Regions from separate parts of the Homo sapiens genome. Here region 2 is linked to region 1. A link is a loop called in an ENCODE intact Hi-C map of the cell type or tissue named here. Cell type or tissue: PC-3. All regions are shown on one strand. Links, peaks and the distances in the headings refer to the core of each region. The heading gives the core; the rest is flanking DNA. Region 1 overlaps FBXW7 (F-box and WD repeat domain containing 7). Region 2 overlaps FBXW7 (F-box and WD repeat domain containing 7).

Region 1 (6,389 bases), core at 2,380-4,879:
CACAACATCTCCAAGATATGCCTGTGATTGCAATCATTATTTCGGAGGTGGCCACTAGAACTCCTTTGAGTTGGTTCTTTTTTACATAATTCCTCAGTTTTTCACCACTTCCTTGTTTTCTGGCTTGCTGTGTGTTTTCCTAAGAACTGGGATCATCTATTTTTCTAAGACATCTTGAATTCTTTCAATGGGGAGCCATATTTAGCAACCAAGATGCATGTAACCATTGCTACTGAGATTGTCCATGCTTCTTATATTTTCTGGTAGACAGAACAGGGTGGGGGGAGAGATATTTCTTTATTTACTCATGGATTCATACCAATATTTCCAATTAATCTGATGTAAAATATTTTTCTTAGTTCCTTTTATTCTATATTTGTCTTTATTCTCTTACAGTGATATATTTTAGTTCCTAATAATATTAATAGGTTAACTTAAAAGTCCCTATCCTATAAGATAAATAAAATAATTTTAAGTTTACCACAAACAATAGACCTACTGAGCTAAGTAAATGAGATCATACTACACAGATCATTCTATAGTTTCATGAATAATGTGGGATATTTTGCCATACCTGGTCACAAAGATCTTATTCTTTTTAATCAGCTTGCTAATATTCTAAAATACAGATGTACCATTTCCCTACTGGTGAACATTCAGATTATTCCAACTATTTTGTTGGAATATTATTATTTGGTATTATAAATAATGCTAAAATTAACATACTTGTACATATATCTTTATGCATATTTCTATGAAAACTAATTTGTGTACACTCTTTGAATTATTTGTACTTATTCATAACCCATTTTTTCAATTTTATTAATTTTTAGAAGGTCTTTATTATGTTTGTTAAAACTTTGCTATATGTTACAAATATTTTTCTACTAGATAGTCTGATCTTGTTAAAATGTTTTCTCTCACAGAATTCCATTGTAATAGAGTCAAATCTGTTTCCCTTTTTAGATATATGGCTCTTTATAGGGAAAAAAAAAAAAAGCTTTTTGAGGCTGGGCGTGGTGGCTAACACCTGTAATCCCAGCTCTTTGGGAGGCTGAGGTGAAGGATCACTTGAGCCCAGGAGTCCAAGACCAGCCTAGGGAACATGAAAAACCCAGTCTCTACAAAAAGTACAAAAATTAGTTGGAAACAGTGGCACACATAGTCCCAGCTACTCACAAGGCTAAGGTGGGAAGATTGCTTGAGCCTGGGAGGTCAAGGCTGCAATGAGCCATGATCATGCCACTGCACTCCAGCCTGGGCAACAAAGTGAGACCCTGTCTCCAAAAAACAAAAACAAAAAACAAAAAAAAACCCTTTCTGTGTTGTGTGTGTGTGTGCACACACACACTTGCATGTGTATACAATTTCCTTCTCAGTTTTTATTTATTTGGACCCTATTCCTGTATCACTAGAATGGTGTTTTAATTACTACACCACTACAGTATAGCAAGCAATACAGTACAATATAACAATACTGGTCTTTATTTTTAAATTTTACACTGGATAGTTTCATTAACATACTCTACAACATATATTTGACAATCAGATTGTCAAACTTCCCGAACTTCTCAAAAGATAAAACAGCTATTTTGACTAGAATTGCTATTAATTTTACAGACTAGAACTTTGAATAGAGTCTACATGCAACACTATTTGGTTTTTCATTCTGAAAAATAGCTCTCTCTTCATTTGTTTGATCCTAGAATGAAGTGTTGTTATTTTCTTCATACAAATCCTATTCATTTTTTAAAATTTATTACTACTTATTTTATGGTTTTACAGCCTTATGATTGGGTTCCAACATCCATTCTACATAAATTTCTAACAACTATGTATAGAGGATTTTTTTTTCTTAAAATGATAAATATCAAATATACAAAATGAAAAATCAAGATTCTTATTAAAGAAAAAGTAACCATCAGCCTTTGCCTTTAAAAGAGATTATAGATAAAGCAAGAATATGACCCTTTTTGCAGTTCAAATGCACAGTATCTACTTGAGGGGAAAAAGAGAAGCTCAGATATGGCAAAGTGCACCATTTTTTATAATTACTTGGCTACACATACAAGGGGAAAAAGGGACAAGTAAACATACTAACAATATTGTAAAAGCTCCACAAAAAGGGAAAATCAACTGCAGAACAACTTACATGTGGCACATTATTCATATAAAATAAATCCACTCACATGGTAATTTTTTAAATTATTAAATGCTCAGACACAAATTTTCCTCAGAACACAACATTTATGCAAAGGAATATATAGAATGGGTACGGTAGCTCATGCCTGTAATCCCAGCACTTTGGGAGGCCAAGGTGGGTGGATCACCTGAGGTCAGGAGTTCGAGACCAGCCTGGCCAACATGGCGAAACCCTGTCTCTACTAAAAATACAAAAATTAACCAGCCATGGTGGCAAGCACCTGTAATCCCAGCTACTTGGGAAGCTGAGGCAGGAGAATCACTTGAACCTGGGAGACAGAAGCTGCAGTGAGCTGAGATCGCGCCACTGCACTCTAGTGTGGGTGACAGAGCGAGACTCTGTCTCAAAAAAAAAAAAAAAAAGTATAAAGCCCAATTAAATGGATGAAGAAAAGAAAACATGAATTCTAGTTAACAAAATTAAACATAGTAATGACAACAAAAATACCAAAAAGACTGGGAAACTATAAGAGCTAAGACCAACATTCTAAATATCTAGAGAAAGGAAGATTTTTGTATTAGTAAAAATAACTTTTTAAAAAAGAGTAAAAGAAAAACATATATAACATAAAACAACAGTAAATACAACATATCAGTTAGATTAAACATACTAGTTATGTCAAGATAAGTAAATAGGCTTAACCTTCCTATTAGAAAAAGTTTCAAATTGCCTATGTGAAAAATATAATTAAAATAACTATAAGCATAGCGATCTGACTATATACCTTCACTGGGCTATACGCTATAAATAAAAAACTGCATAGAAATCTTAAACTTTATTGAGATTATTATTAGTAGTGGTATTGCTATAGTAATTCCAATGTTATATCATGTATAAGACAGAGCAAATGAATAAACATATATTGATGTTATTGGTAAACTGGATCTTCATTATGGAAGAGGAATATGAAACAAGGAAAGAAAAGAACCTTGGTGTCACTAGGAATTCAAATATCACTAGTTTTTAAAAGTATATTTTCTTATTCTGTCTAATGAAAAGAACCAATAGAAGCAATGACACCCAGTAATGCATCCATGATGTTGGCTTCCAAATACCATTCCCCACTAAGAGAAACAAGAACTTTTGGTAAAATAGCCAAGTCCAGGTCTGGGGTAAGAAAACCATAAGGTAAGGAGAGAATGTTTTGTTGTGCCACAAAGCAAACTGGTGCTATAAAAATGAGGGGGCATGTCAAAGAAACAGAAACCAGACTGATTGAGTTCTCGCTGGCTAAATTTTAACAATTTGAGTCACCAAAGGATACACAGTCATGCGTCACATAACCACAGGGATATCTTCTGAGAAATGTGTTTGTTAGGCTATTCCCTCACTGTGCTAACATCACAGAGTGTATTTACACAAGCCTACACGGTATAGCCCATTGCTCCTAGGCTACAAACCTGTATACCATATTACTGTACTGAATACTGCCTGGTAACTGTAACATGGTGCGTCTGAGAATATCTAGACATAGAAAAGGTACAGTAAAAATACAGTATAAAAGATTTTTTAAAATCATATGCCTATATAGGGCACTTACTATGAATGGAGCTTACAGGACTGGAAGCTGCTCTGGGTGAGTTAATGATTGAGTGAAGAGTGAATGTGAAGGCCTAGGTCGTTACTGCACACGGCTGTAGGCTTTGTAAATATACACTCAAACCACACTACATCTATTTTTAAACATTTTCTTTCTTCAATAATAAACCTTAGCTCATATAAACTTTTTAGTTTTTAAACTTTTCTGACTTTTGTAATAACATTTAGCGTAAAACTAACATATTGTACAGCTGCACAAAAATATTTTCTTTCCTTTTATCTTTATTTTACAAGCCTTTTCTATTTTAAAAAATTCCTGTTTTACTTTTAAAACTGTTTTGCTAAAACCTAAGACACAAACAAACACATTAGACTAGCCCTACACAGGGTCAGGATCATCAGTATCACTGTCTTCCACCTCCACATACTGTCTCACTGGAAGGTCTTCAGGGACAATAACATGCACAGAGCTGTCATCTCCTATAATAACAATGTCTCTGGAGTACGTCCTGAAGGAACTGCCTGAGGCTGTTTTGCAGTTAACTTTTTTTTTTAATAAGTAGAAGTACATTCAAAATAACAACAAAAAGTATAGCATAGTAAATACATAAACCGTTAACATAGCTGTTTATTATTATTATCAAGTATTATGTACTGTACACAATTATATGTGCTATACTTTTAGACTGGCAGCACAGTAGATTTGACTTACACTAACATCACTACAAACATGTAATATGTTGGTTGTGACGTTAGTCCTAACATGTTATAACAGCTACAACGTCACTATGCGATAGAAATTTTTCAGCTCCATTATAATCTCATGGGATCAATGTCGTATATGCAGTGCATGACTACATAACAATAATGGATTTTAGTTCACCGAATTAATGAAGAAACCATGAGCCCTTAGTGAAAGGACAGAAACTCCTTTACAGAAAGAAGAATGCCAGCTAATAAATGTGGAAAGAATAATAGATGTAGAAAATCATTTTGCAAGCATCAATGTAACCAATAATTCAGGCATAAATCAATAATGGATGTTAAAAACACTGGGTGAAAGGCTGTTGAGAAACAATGTTTACTCAGTCTCAAGGCATTACCCCACAGATTAATGATTAATTATCAAGGGGAAAAGGATACTTTTACAATAGAGAAATCAGGTCACACCACCTTAACCAAGTAATCAAACTAAACATCATAAATAATGGACCAAACTAATAATTCAGAGGATAAAATAAACAAACTTTAAGTACATACAAATATCAACATGAATAAATCTTGATGTAAATAAACACTGAGTGAAAAAAGCAAGTTAAAAAGTTATGCCAACAGTATATTATTATTCACATTTTAAAAGGAAATCAGTACTGTTTATCTTTTTATACAAATATGTGGTAAAAAGTATTGAAAACTTACAGGATACCTTTAGAAAAGTAATTACCTCTGAGAAGAGAGGCAAAAGAATGAGATTAGTAATCTTCAATTATATTTTTAATTTATTTTAAAAAGTTCTGAAACAGTGATAGCAAAAAGTTAACATTTGTTAAATTTTGGCAGTACAGATACATAAGCATCTTATATTCTTCCTTGTATTTTTTATATTTTGAAGTATCATTTAAAATTGTTAAATTTAAAATGGACTGCTGCTACATAATTTTCAGTTTTAATAGCTATACAATACTTAGTTCTGTAATTCTTGCTGTTTAAAACAACCGTTTTGAAGAACTTTGATTTAGAAGGTCACCAGTGGTTCCTATTTTAATCTTTAATGTAAATTAACAGAAGCAAATTGGCACTTCCAAAATGATTCTAATAAGCAAAATGCATTCCATTTAAACAAATAAAAAATAATGTTAAAAGTATGCCATCCAAGTGGCATTACATCTCCAGTTTAATACTTCCTGTATCTCATATTGCTTTTAAAACTGAACATTCTTTGGAGAATTGAAAGTTTGACTATTTTAATAATTTGCTTTTGTCAATCACTTTGACTAACTCTACAAAATCATCCTATTAAAGTTATTATTTTAAATATCAATTAATAGGTCTATAAAAAACCTACTGTTATAAGACTGGTGCATAAAAAAATATAAATTTTTCAAGTGATTTAGCAGTAATTTAGTTCTTCATCATGTTCCTTAAAAGGCTTTAATCTATAATCTATTTGTAAAAACTTTCTATTTTCTCCTTAAGAGAAGGTCAACGGCTTTCACTTCACTTGTCTAACATAATCATGAATTGAAATAAGAACTCTCAGCTCTTTGGAACGACAATGCTACCAGTATGCCTAGGCCAATAAAGCGATTCGTTCATTAATGCTGCTAATAAAGCAACCTTTTGTTAGTCTATGAAACATCAGAAACCTTACAGACTCTAACTTTGCAATTTTTCCCTGTTTTGCCACATGAACTTAAAAGTTCTCTTACATGCCATTTACTTTAATAACTAAAACACTATCATTCAAAAATTCAATCTTCCACTCTAGGTAAGTTAATAACTTAAAAAATATTCGCTCCAACTGCAGAAATTTCTAGATGAAATTATGTTTTAATTAATTATTCTCTTGTGTTTTCCCATAAAAACCAATCTGTATAGAAGTCTGTGCTATCTTCTATTAAACAACTAAAGGAACTACCCATATAAT
Region 2 (6,389 bases), core at 1,700-4,199, 77 kb before region 1:
TTCAGTGGACCACTCAGATGATGATGCCCAACAGACAGCTAGAAATGCAAAACTATGGCTAAGGTGAATGATCGGAGCTTGAGAAATAATTTTGGAGTTAACTACCAAAGTGAAAACAATATTCATCATGATCTATTCCTATGTCCTTTTTCTTCATACTGTCTTCCCTACCACCAACAAAAACAACATTAAAAATGGATCAGATCATTATAATACACATATGAAACAATTTTCTTTGGAAGCATTTTGAAGATAACTATTTGTGATATTTGTGTATACTTCAGTGAAGTTTATCATCTGTATAAAGAACTAATCAATGGAATGCTATAAAACAATTTTAAAATGGTCCATTTGGTGTGAAGATTATTCTTTAGTCTACAATGAAACCTCATAATTAAAATACTTTTTGAGCTGGGCACGGTGGTCCACGCCTGTAGTCCCAGCTACACAGGAGGATCTCTTATGCCCAGGGGTTCAAGGACAGCCTGGGAAACACAGCAAGGCCCCGTCTCTTAAATAATTAATAATAGTAACTGTCATTACCTGCAGTGAATGAGATACAGTTTATCACCAACATTTAGAGCTATTATTGTTTAAAATAATATTAACAAATACATTTAAAACTATATTAACAGGCATTAATTAGAAATTAACCATGAGCTAAAATTCATTTTGGCATCCATATGGAAGATTCATTAAAGCATTTAAATATACAGAAGCTTTAGTTAAAGATTAGAAGAAAGTCTAGAGAAATTGACTTAAATTCTAATGAAAGGAAAGGGTACATATTTTATCAACTAGGGAGATCTGTGGGTAGCATCGACTTCAAAATTTATGTCTATTTTTATTGAAGATGGGCCTAGCTTATTACAGTACTCTTCTAATCCTCCTATGTACCTTTTTAAAAGAATTTATTTCTCTACTTTTTACACTAGAGGGTGATATGATGACTGAATGCTGAAGGTTGTAAAACATATATATAGAGATTGACAACCGCTGCGGGGAATGAAGTTTATTTTGTGGGATTTGGGGTAAGGCACAGGAGACGGAAAAAATGAGGTCACAAGGCCGATATCTGCAAAATATCTGAGTGTCCCAGGCACTATGCTACTTGTTTTACATAAATTATTTCACTTAATCCTTACAAAAACCTTGAGAGGTAGGCATGAGTCTTTATTTTACAGATAAAGTAATAGGTTCACTGAGATTATATACTCATGGTTATACAGTAAGTGGTATAATCAGAATTCAAACTCAGATGTGAAAAGTTCTTATCACTCTAATATGTTAGGGGAAAACCCATCTCACCCATTGTCCCCATTTCTCCCATTTCCATTATCCTCCCCACATGTTTAAAATTGGGCTAAATTAGGCTGAGTCAATGTTTCATTTTTCCTCCTTCACAAAGGTAGGGGACATGGCTATTCATTGGGCCATGTTTACTAGTGGATGTTATTCAAGATGACTGCCTTAAATAGCATTTTTTGCTCTCTGGACATGTATATACCAAACAGACTTTGAACTTAAGTTGCTTGTCTTGCAGGTAGACTAGGCCAGGGACTTTCTGAAGAAGCTATCATTCTCTAGAACTCTACAACAGAGTGTAACTTAGAGCCCTGTTATATTTCCAATGTTAGCCACATTATCCTACAAAGCTGCTCAGCAGCTCTGGTCCTAGGAGGTGGTTGGAGAATGGCGGACCAGATACCCTGATTGGTTAATGATCCTATTACCTGATTCCTCTATTGTTCAGAATTTATAGACAAGAAAGGGTCTTACGCCTCTAAACTCCAATACACTAGATGCTTCTCCACACCTCCCCCCACCCTCTATTTATTTATTCTGAAACAGGGTCTTGCTCTGTGGCCCAGATCACTGCAGCCTCAACCTCCTGGGCCCAAATGATCCTCCAACCTCAGCCCCCAAAGTAGCTGGAACCACAGGCGCATGCCATCACACTCAGCTAATTTTTGTATTTTTTGTAGAGACAGGGTTTTGCCATGTTGCCCAGGCTGGTCTCAAGCAATCTGCCCACCTCAGCCTCTCAAAGTGCTGGGATCACAGGTGTGAGCCACCACACCTGGCTATCTTTTATATATATTTATTTTTTGATAAACATTTATTTCTTATTTGAGGCAAATGGATAAAAACGATTTAATTACTAGGAAGAATCTAACAATCAAGATGGGAAAAAAATAGACTAATTTGAGGTAAGGAAGTTATGTGAGAAGAGAACAGGTGGAAGCCACTAAGATAGATATGGAAGCATCAGAAATTAATGCTCAAACACACTTCTCTTCATCAAAAGATCAGGATACCAGATCTGGCCTAATAATCATCTCATTTGTTTTTCATGTTAGTAGAAAATTAGTTGATATTCTGCATAAAATATGTCAAAGATTCTTCAATATGAGCTGGGCATATCTTCAGAAAACAACTTTTTTTAAAAAAATATGATAAGGATGTTGAGAATGAGAGTTAAAACTGAAGAGACAGACATTTGTATCTGGAGAAGCAAGATTTAGAGGAATAGCCAGCACACAACCTCTGCTTTAAAAGCATGTTTTATGGATTCAAGAGAGTATGACCTCTATAAAATTTTTTAACAGCGTCATTTGTTCCTGATTACTTTAGCCTTGAGCTGTAAAATCTTCAATAATGTTTTGTTAAGTGCCACAAAGAAAAGTAGTTAACTGAGCCCTCTGTCCTTTCTATAGGGTAGCTCTTATCACTTCAAATGGGACATAGTATCAGAAAATCATCACATGGCAGAGTCTCTGACTATGTTGGAAATCTTGTTCAGTGATGTTTGTCAAATTCAACCATAGGGGGCAGCATAGCATGTGGAAAGAGAAAGGGGTTTTTTGCTATTAGGCAAATCAGGATTAAAATCTCTCATCACGTAGTGTAATCTGGGGTGGATCATTCGGCCTCTCTGTAACTTTTGTTTATGTATCTGTAGTAGGATCTTTCAAACAGTGTGAGCTTAATAAATAGCAATTCTTGACTACCACTTCCCTTGACTTTTAACATTAAGACAACATGGAATTTTTAACATATATTGCTTGCCATAAGGCTCCCAAAAGAACAAACCTTTAGTGACAAGGGGGGAAAAACTGTCCTCAGAGTGTTGACAGTTTTCAGAATGCTTTCAAAGAATAAAGCAATGCAAGGAAGAATTAAAAATCTTTTTTTCTCATTAATATATTTGCTTATGCAGCATATTTAGGGATGATGGGTAAAATTCAGTCTAGCTGTCCACAGGGTTTGTTTATGAGAATGCCAAAAAATAAAACTTGAAAGGTATCCTGAGTAAAATTTGTAGAAAGCTAATCCTATGTTAACATTTAAAATGGGATTTCATTTCTTATGCCTCTACTCTCAAAAGTCAAAGAAGACTTGAATGAAACTATGGTCTAGGGTAACATCTGTAGAAGTGTCTTAACTTTATAATGATCAAGAATTTAAAGCTCTTCCAAAATAAAGTACTTCAACTAGTGAGAGCTTCTATTTATTGTATTAAAACATGTATACACGGAGAATACTGACATTTTCTTTTTAGGTGAAGCAGTACTCAGTGACTTTTTTTAATGCTGTTGAAAGTGCTCTGGGAATACTCTGGCAGAAGGGTTTCAGGAATGGACAAAAAGGAAAACATTTAGAAAAATTTCAGACTGAAATCTTACTTGTAGAAGGGTATCACTGTCCTGGCAATCAAATAGCTTTGTATTCTTCATGCCATACTTACGAAGGCAGATCATCTCATGATCAACAATATATCAAAAACTATACATACACACTTATATAATAAATGCATACACACATCTATACTGTACATGTGTATATACATAAATGCATACACACATCTATACTGTACATGTGTATATACATAAATGCATACACACATGTATTCCTTCTATGGTTAGAGCCCAGTCCATTCTTGTTATATGTACAGGACAATAATTGTTATTCATGATTCAGAATCACTAGAAAAAAACTAACAAATTCAGTATACTTCGTTTTTAAAAAGGTAATCATCATACACAAAATTTTACATCTTGAAGGTAAAGAAAAGATAAAGCACCTGTCAAACTTGTGAACTGGAAGGTTTCCTACAGAATATAAGGATGACTTTTCCTTTTGGAAAAAGATAATGTTTTGTCTAACTAGCTTTTTTTGCTTTTAATTTAAAGTGTAGCAGAAATCAGCAATAACTCTGCATTGTTCCGCAAGGCTTAGTTTTGATTGAACCTCTTTCTGAAATAAGTTAGTGCAATTGGACCTTAAGTATTAAACCCCTATTCCTCTAACTGAACCCTCAGGAAAAAAAGAGATGTTAAAACTCCCTTTTGATATAGCAACCTTGAAGAAGATGATCAAGACTAGGGGGGCAAAAGGGAGGAATGACACTATAAAAGGTCTGAGCCTTAACAAAGTGGTGCTATAGTTGTTAGTGGTAGAGCCATCTGGCTGAGATCCAAAGCTACTGCTTCAACATCTTGAGACAGGGATGGTACAATGGATGAAAAATCACTACTTGATGTCACGTCCTTCTTAGATCATGCCAGCTAAATAAAATCTGACTTGCAGATAGGCTAGGTAAATTAGGGCCAAACACATTTTAGAAAGTAAGGTTTTACAAGCAGATGTAAAACATGATTTAGCATTTCAATTATTATTAATCCAAGTGTGTAAGATACTTCATTCCAAGTCAAGTTAGGTTAAACGATACGATGTTAAATCAGTTTGTATATTGTTTATGGCCTAAAATCACTGTAAAATGTAAGAAATAAGCAAGTAGGAGTAAGAGGATGAACTACCACAGACATTATGTTAATGTCTATAAAACAAGTATATTCAAGTTAAAATGTTCCTTTCCAAAACATAGTTTAACTTGTAAGTCTACTCTACATGAATATTCATTATTTCTAATTCTCAAATGATAAATAACTAGAACTAATTTGAGGCAACTTCTGAGTAATTTATGCCTTAGAGTGACACTTGTGAATAGCCCACTCTAGCAGCTGCATTTTGTAAATAAAAAGTTTCTTCATTACTTGATTTACACAAATCATGTTTCACCCGAAACCTCTACACCCCACACAAGCTACTAATCCCTGCCCGGGACGCAAGGTTTAGACGAAAATTTGATGTTAATAATTTTTCATAGTAATAGGCTCAATTACTTTCCCTCCATTTGTACTCAGATTGTCCCATTATCAGTATTTCTACTTGTAATACTTTCCATTACCTTCTGTAAGACAAAAAACTAGTTCATTTTATTATTACACATCTTAAGATTAATTTTTAGTAATACAAAGACTGTGAGGAAAGTTTCATTACAATTAAAATAGATATGTAAAGTTTCTCAGGTTAACAATATATTGAATATACTCACTTTTGTTGTTTTTGTATAGAATGGGGAGGAGAGTTGGTGAACGGGCAGGTCCACAATACTACTGGAGTTCGTGACACTGTTAGTATGTGTATGTTCATCTTCTCTGCTACTATCATCAGACTGATCAAAATCGTCACTCTCCTGGTCCATCTCCTCCTCCTCCTCATCCTCCTCATCTTGTTCACCAGCATGTTCTTCATCTTCCTCTTGTTCTTCTTGGTTTCCTGAGGAGTCCTCATCTACCGAAATAAATCTATTATTGTTTTCTTCCAACTGTCCTTGCTGGGAATCATTTTGGCCTCCAGGTCTAGGTTCTACTCCAACAACTTCACCATTCCTTGCAGTGTGCTCCTCCTCTTGTTGTCTGAGTTGCTGTTGCTGTTCCTCCTCTACCACACGATTCATCTGTTCTTCATCTACCTGGCTTGAGGAAGGGTTACCTCTCAGAGAGCCTCCAGTTCGTCGTCTTTTGCTGCCCACAGAGAGCAGTTCCTGATTCATTTCCAAAAGCCAGCTTGCTACTTCTTGGACCTTGGCTAGACTATCAGAAGATGCAAAGGTTTTCACATTCTGCAGGGGAAAATAGGGTAAAAAACAAGATTTGTACAATCTATATTATGTTCTACTTTCATGTTATATGTCTACTTTCTAAATATCATTAATGATTGCAAAAAAGTATTGATGCCACCAAGGCATTAAAATGTTCTTTAGTAAACAATATAGAACATTTCAATTTTAAAAGTTATAAGACTTTATAAAGACATGCACAAAAACCATAGTAAACAACACTAATCCCTTTTAATAATTTTTAGCATGAAGATTTATAGTTTAATTCCTTTGACCAATAAAACATAATATTTCAAGCAAATAAAACAATTTTAATTTTACATCAGTAGTTCATAGACTATATCCTATATAAAACTTCCACAAAATTTTAAGAAGTGTATCAAAAAAAATTTTCAGTGTTCAGTTAATTTGGGAAATGCTGAGG

The links. Peaks named below come from ENCODE experiments on the same cell type or tissue, not always from the same donor. Only the 100,000 strongest peaks of a DNase experiment are listed, where the experiment ranks them.
Region 2: it touches region 1 in a loop (8-fold over the local background); 2 of 110 quality-filtered maps call a loop at or near these places.

What each region holds. Positions count from the first base shown.
Region 1 is chr4:152,482,414-152,488,802 of GRCh38, forward strand. All of the region lies in intron 2 of FBXW7 (F-box and WD repeat domain containing 7), which reads right to left. Among named protein-coding and RNA genes, the nearest start is that of MIR3140, 3.8 kb to the right of the region's middle. RefSeq lists an enhancer at 3,563-3,832. In PC-3, for the core only: no CTCF peak of the experiment used is centred there; a DNase peak (open chromatin) is centred at 3,508; H3K4me3 peaks cover 887 bases; H3K27ac peaks cover 1,482 bases.
Region 2 is chr4:152,405,905-152,412,293 of GRCh38, forward strand. It overlaps FBXW7 (F-box and WD repeat domain containing 7), which reads right to left. Exons shown (of 14, transcript NM_001349798.2): 4 at 5,399-5,968. The coding sequence starts at 5,899. Among named protein-coding and RNA genes, the nearest start is that of FBXW7-AS1, 71 kb to the left of the region's middle. In PC-3, for the core only: CTCF peaks have their summits at 2,835 and 3,034; no DNase peak of the experiment used is centred there.